Regions from separate parts of the Homo sapiens genome. Here region 2 is linked to region 1. A link is a loop called in an ENCODE intact Hi-C map of the cell type or tissue named here. Cell type or tissue: PC-3. All regions are shown on one strand. Links, peaks and the distances in the headings refer to the core of each region. The heading gives the core; the rest is flanking DNA.

Region 1 (2,929 bases), core at 221-2,720:
CTGGCTAACATGGTAAAACCCCCTCTATACAAAAATACAAAAATTAGCCAGGCATGATGGTGGGTGCCTGTAATCCCAGCTACTTGGGAGGCTGAGGTGGGAGAATCACTTCAACCTGGGAGGCAGAGGTTGCAGTGAGCCGAGATCACACCACTGTGCTCCAGCCTGGGCAACAGAGTGAGACTCTGTCTCAAAAAAAAAAAGATTATAATGTAAGATTATCAGCAAGAGTGGAAAAAAATTATACTAGAGCCGAAAAATTCCTATCACTTAGTAACTTCCTACTAGCACAACTCATTACTCATGTGGTTGTGGTGATGCTGGCATAAATAAACCTACTGCAGTGCCAGTCCTCTAAAAGTATAGCACATACAATTAAGTACAGCACATTATACTTAACAATGATAATAAACAACTATGTTACTGGTTCTTTTCTGTATTTACTATATTTACTCTACTATACTTTTTATTATTATTTTAGGGTATATTCCTTCTACTTATTAAAAAAGTTAACTAAAAAGAGCCTCAGGTAGGTTCTTTGAGAGGTATTTCAGAAGAAGGCACTGTTATCATAGGAGACAGCTCCATGTGTGTTACTATCTCTGAGGACCTTCCAGTGGGACAAGACATGGCGGTGGAAGACAGTGACACTGATGATCCTGACCCTGTGTAGGCCTAGGGTAATGTGTATGTTTCGTGTATTAGTTTTTAACAAAAAAGCTTAAAAAGTAAAAAATAAATAAAAATTGTTATAAAAAGAAAAAAGCTACAGAGTAAGGATATCAAGAAAGAAAATATTTTTATACAGTTGTACAATGTGTGTGTTTTCTAGAAAGCATAGATCTGAAAGGGGTGGTCCTTTTTTATTTTATTTTTAAATATAAAAAATCGTTCTTAGAGATGGGGTCTCACTCTGTTGCCCAAGCTGGAATGCAGTTATGCAATCATAGCTCACTTTAACCTTGAACTCGTGGGGGGCTCAAGCAATCCTCCTGCCTCAGCCTCCCAAGTAGCTGAGACTACAGACACACAACACCATGCCCAGCTAATTTTATTTTTTTGCAGAGACGGTGTCTCACTATGTTGCCTAGACTACTCTCGAACTCCGGGCTTCAAGCAAACCCCCTGCCTTGGCCTCCCAAAGTGCCGGGATTACAGGTGTCGGCCACCATGCCTGGCCATTGTTTGTGTTCTAAGCTAAGTGTTACTGGAAAAGAGTCAAAAAGTATTAAAAAATCAAAAGTTCATAAAATTAAAAAGTTATAACAACCTAAGGTTAATTTGTTATTGAAGAAAGAAAACATTTTTTAATTGAGTGGAGCCTAAGTGTACAGTGCTTATAGTCTATAGTAGTGTCATATCCAGGGCCTTCACATTCACTCACCACTCACCCACTGACTCACCACCCACCCACTGACTCACCCAGAGCACTTCCACTCCTGCAAGCTACATTGTGGTAAGTGTTCTATACAAGTATACCTTTTTTTTATCTTTTATACCGTATTTTTAAGCATGCCTTTTCTATGTTTACGTATGTTTAGGTACACAAATAATTACCATTGTGTTACAACTCCCTGTAGTATGTACAGTAGCATGCCATACAGGTTTGTAATCCAGCAGCAACAGGCCATTTACCATACAGCCTAGGTGTGTAGTGGGCTATTCCATCTAGATTTGTGTAAATACACTCTATAATGCTCACACAAGAACATGTATCCCCATCATTAAGATATGTATGACTAGCTGGGTGTGGTAGCTCACATCTGTAATCCCAGCACTTTAGGAGGCTGAGGCGAGAGGACAGCTTGAGAATAGGGGTTCAAGACCAGCCTGGCCAACACAGTGAGACCCTATCCCTATTTTTTTTTTAAGAAAAAGAATTATATATATTAAAAAAGAGAGAGAGATGTATGAGTGTATTTCCCTTTCTCTAGAATATAGGCAGCATGGGTAAATGGATGAAAGTCCATGAAAGAAGGCTGATCGATACATTCTATACTATTTTACACTCCAATAGCATACAAAACTGCTGACATTTTTATCAATAAGGTTTAAATAAAATCTGCGTAAAGTCACTATCTTTAATAATAAACATAATTTTGATTATTTTACTTATTTGTCTTATTTCAACAATTTGGCTGGAGAAAATATATAGCTACATGCTGTCAAAAATAATACATTAACTACATATATTTAAATAGTAATAAAGTAGCTTAATATTAGCAAAAAAATCAGACAATTTAAACTTAATAGTTCCAGTTACCTTATTGTTAAGAGAAAGTGTATATGTTGATTCTAAAAAGGTTTAACATGCCTTGTTAACAGGGATTGGCGCATCAAAATGTTTAATAATTCCAGAGGTTTCTGATATACGGTTAAGTATTTACTGAGTACCATCTATGTGGAAAACACTGTCCTGAGTTAAAATCAAACTTTTCTTACTATTGGAAAACACCCTTGAGGACATTGTATCACTTCTCACTACTGGCAGCTGGTTGGCCTACTGAGGTGCTAAAAGTTATTTAGAGGCACAAGAATATATTTCTCAAAATAGATAAAATTAATCCTAGGCCAGATGTGGTGGCTCACACCTGTAATCCCAGCAATTTGGGAAGCTGAAGAAGATGCATTGCTTGAGTCCAGGAGATCAAGACCAGCCTGGGCAACATGAAGAAACCCTGTCCCTACAAAAAGTACAAAAAATAGGCTGTGTGTGGTGGCACATGCCTGTAGTCCCAAGTACTCCAGAGGCTGAGGTGAGAGGATCACCTGAGCCCAGGAGGTGGAAGTTGCAGTGAGCTGAGATCACAGCACTGCACTCCAGCCTGGGCATCCGAGTGAAACCCTGTTTCAAAACAAACAAAAACCCAACTAGTTAGAATGTATCCTAGAGTATAGGGTATACTCTACCTTTACGCCTTTTATATAA
Region 2 (2,929 bases), core at 315-2,814, 68 kb before region 1:
CCTGTTGAATTGTATTTCACTTAAGCTAATCTTTCCGGGCTGTGAACTTCTGGGTGTTATTAAAGCAGTTTAATTACTCATTTATGAGTCTTCGGTATCCCTTGCAGTGGCCATAGAAGTATGCTGAATTTATCTGAATATATTGTATTTGATCCTAGTTTTAATTTTAAATGTGTAAGAAAAGTGACCTAGGTGTAGATTTAGTTGAAAGTGTATTTTAAACACCAAACAATTCTACGTTTCATACTCTTATATGACTCTGGGATGTCTGGACTTTTGGTTTGGATTTTCAAAGAAAACAATTTTCCCCATTTTTTAATTCCACTAGTTATCGTGCTTGAGTTTTATAGACCAAATAAGATCTCCCGTCAATTTGGGGAGTAGTTTAAAACTCTTGATTTGCCCTAGCTCACTTTAATGAAAGTAAATAGGAACTTTCAAAAACATGGTTTTACAGACAGGAATTGATCTGATCCCCTCCAAACTTGAGGTGGGCGGGAAGTAGGTATATAGTGTATGAGGACAATAATTGAATAAAGTAAGTTTGCATTAACTTAAATGTCATCTAGATTTGGGCTGGCTTTTAAAATCAAGTAGCTTTGTACTCTGATCAGTAGATATTAAAGAGATGAGGTTCATATTATGACCTTGATGTACTAAAAATCAGGTACTGTCATGGAATTAGAGTAAAAACTAAATAAAAATCAAGCACTAAATACAGGATTCATTTTACTGCAAAACTCATAATAATATTGTACAAATTTGTCTGATGCAAATTGCCCCAAAAATTCTCCAGTGTTTTCTCCAAGGGCTGCAGTAATTTTAACCATTTTTTTCCAAAATAAATTTTAGGTAGATCATTCAATTTGTCAAATATAGTAAGTGGATACCATTTTTATTTTTTGTTAGATCAAGTTTACAAGTAAAAAGTGAGTAAAACTGGTCAAAGTTTAAAATAGTACCTTCATATTATAATGTTTTTGGCTTTTCAGAGGATGCATTTTAATATAACAATTTGCATGGGGACTCCTTCCTCTTATTTTAAGAGCAGCTTATGAAACTGAAGTTAGGAGTTGCCAACTATGCCTGTGAATTGACCATGCCAGTATAAATCATATATATATGAAAATTTTCTTAGTTTGAGCCAGGTCTTGGCTGAAAATGTTTGAAGGTTTCTTTAGGATAGTGTGTTCTCTCTGTGTAGAAAGAATTATGTATATTTGGAAAACATTTGTTAGAACTAGTTTCTTAGAGAAAAGCCAAATTAACTAACCTAGATAAAAGGTAGAGCAGAGGAAATCAATATTACCTAATGCTGTGATATAGTTTTGATGCAAGGGTAAGCATTCACAACAATCCCAACCCGAATTGGCATTATTGGGTTTCCTTGAAATGAAACCTGTTACAGAGAGACCTGTTAGGACACATGTTGAACTAAACATAGTAGGTTTGTTGAATTCGAACTGGACCAGCCTGCAGTGGAGTCCTGTGGTAAGTGATTATTCACTTTGACGTAATTGTTAGATTTAGAATTGTTGTATTGATGTATAAGGCAAATAATCTTAAGATATCCATAAAAATGAATATATTTGCACGTATTTCAGGTAAGTTATTCCTTAGTTCTGGTTTCCAGAGTTAATAGTGGTGTAATAGCAGTTCAGGTGATTACAAAATAAGTACCATCAGAATTTGACACTAGTAATTGATGATGTGAAAATGAGGGAGGGAGAATAGGTAGGAGGACTGATTACCTTGAAGATTAGGTTTGAACCAGAATGATTCCATTGGTAGTTTATTACTGTGTATGAGAAAAATGATTATACAAAGCACAGGCATCAGTATTTTCCCTTCTGTTTAGTTTATTCCAACAAATTACTCATCTTTATGTTCAAGTTTTTAGGCTAGTCCTGGTAGAGAGGAGATGGGATGGATACAAAAGATGAACAAGACAGAAGGTTTGCCCATGAGTCAAGGAAGATAAACAAGTATATATAAATACAGCATGAATATAAATACAGCATGAAACAGACCAGCTGGAAGATCATAAATACCCCTCAGATAGGGTTCTAAATGTGGAGGATGAGGAGAAACTGCTTCCCAACTGGGAGCATTTGGCAGAGGCTCTATGGCTGTAAGATTTCCTCTGGCAGAGGTTGGGTTAAGGGCCTTCCAGGTAGAGAGAAGAACTTGAACAAAGTTAACAGAGCCTGGGAAGTGCAGAGTTCATTTTGAGGAACAGTAACATAGTATATATGCTTGGGAATAATGCCTAAGGTTGCTTGCTGGCTCAAAACAGATCTCATGTTTGCATATTAGTTGGAAATTAATAATAAAGAATATTAGAATTAAACAGTATTGACATTTGTTTTGTAGTCTTGTGCTTTTATACCTCTCATAAACATAGGTCATTAGCCCCTGCCCTTTGGGAAAGGACTTTTTTTTTTTTTTTTAATCACTTGGGTTGTTGCAAGTTAAATGAAAAATGTTTATGTGGAATTGCATTTGTGTTCTTTTTTTATGTAATGGGAATATTTTTGCCATTTATGTCAAATCTCTTGAAGATCAGGACTTGTTTTACATGATCTGCTCTACCTAGATCAATGACAGTCTTTGATTATTCTGAATATCTAACTTAAATTTATCATTGTTATAGATTATGATGCATCATTATCACAGAAGAAATTCGTGTCTATAGCTTTTAAGGACTTGATTACATCATTTTCAAGCCTGATAGTTTTGGAATCACCATTAGAGCTTAAGACACACCTGCCTTCATTTCAACCACCTGTCTTCATACCCTGACGAAGTGCACCTTTTAACACTCCTTTGTCCTTGGATTACTTAAGAGTTCCCAGAAATACATTTGCCACCAACAGAGTAGGTAAGTGAATGTTCTCTGCCTAGTCCAGTATTAAGACACATTGTTTTT

The links. Hi-C counts contacts between places; a loop is a spot of excess contacts. Peaks named below come from ENCODE experiments on the same cell type or tissue, not always from the same donor. Only the 100,000 strongest peaks of a DNase experiment are listed, where the experiment ranks them.
Region 2: it touches region 1 in a loop (3-fold over the local background); 12 of 110 quality-filtered maps call a loop at or near these places.

What each region holds. Positions count from the first base shown.
Region 1 is chr1:185,243,050-185,245,978 of GRCh38, reverse strand. The region is part of intron 16 of SWT1 (SWT1 RNA endoribonuclease homolog); the gene reads right to left. Among named protein-coding and RNA genes, the nearest start is that of IVNS1ABP, 73 kb to the left of the region's middle. In PC-3, for the core only: no CTCF peak of the experiment used is centred there; a DNase peak (open chromatin) is centred at 1,418; H3K27ac peaks cover 370 bases.
Region 2 is chr1:185,311,047-185,313,975 of GRCh38, reverse strand. IVNS1ABP (influenza virus NS1A binding protein) reads left to right here. Exons shown (of 15, transcript NM_006469.5): 2 at 2,654-2,881. Among named protein-coding and RNA genes, the nearest start is that of IVNS1ABP, 4.7 kb to the left of the region's middle. In PC-3, for the core only: no CTCF peak of the experiment used is centred there; no DNase peak of the experiment used is centred there; H3K4me3 peaks cover 363 bases.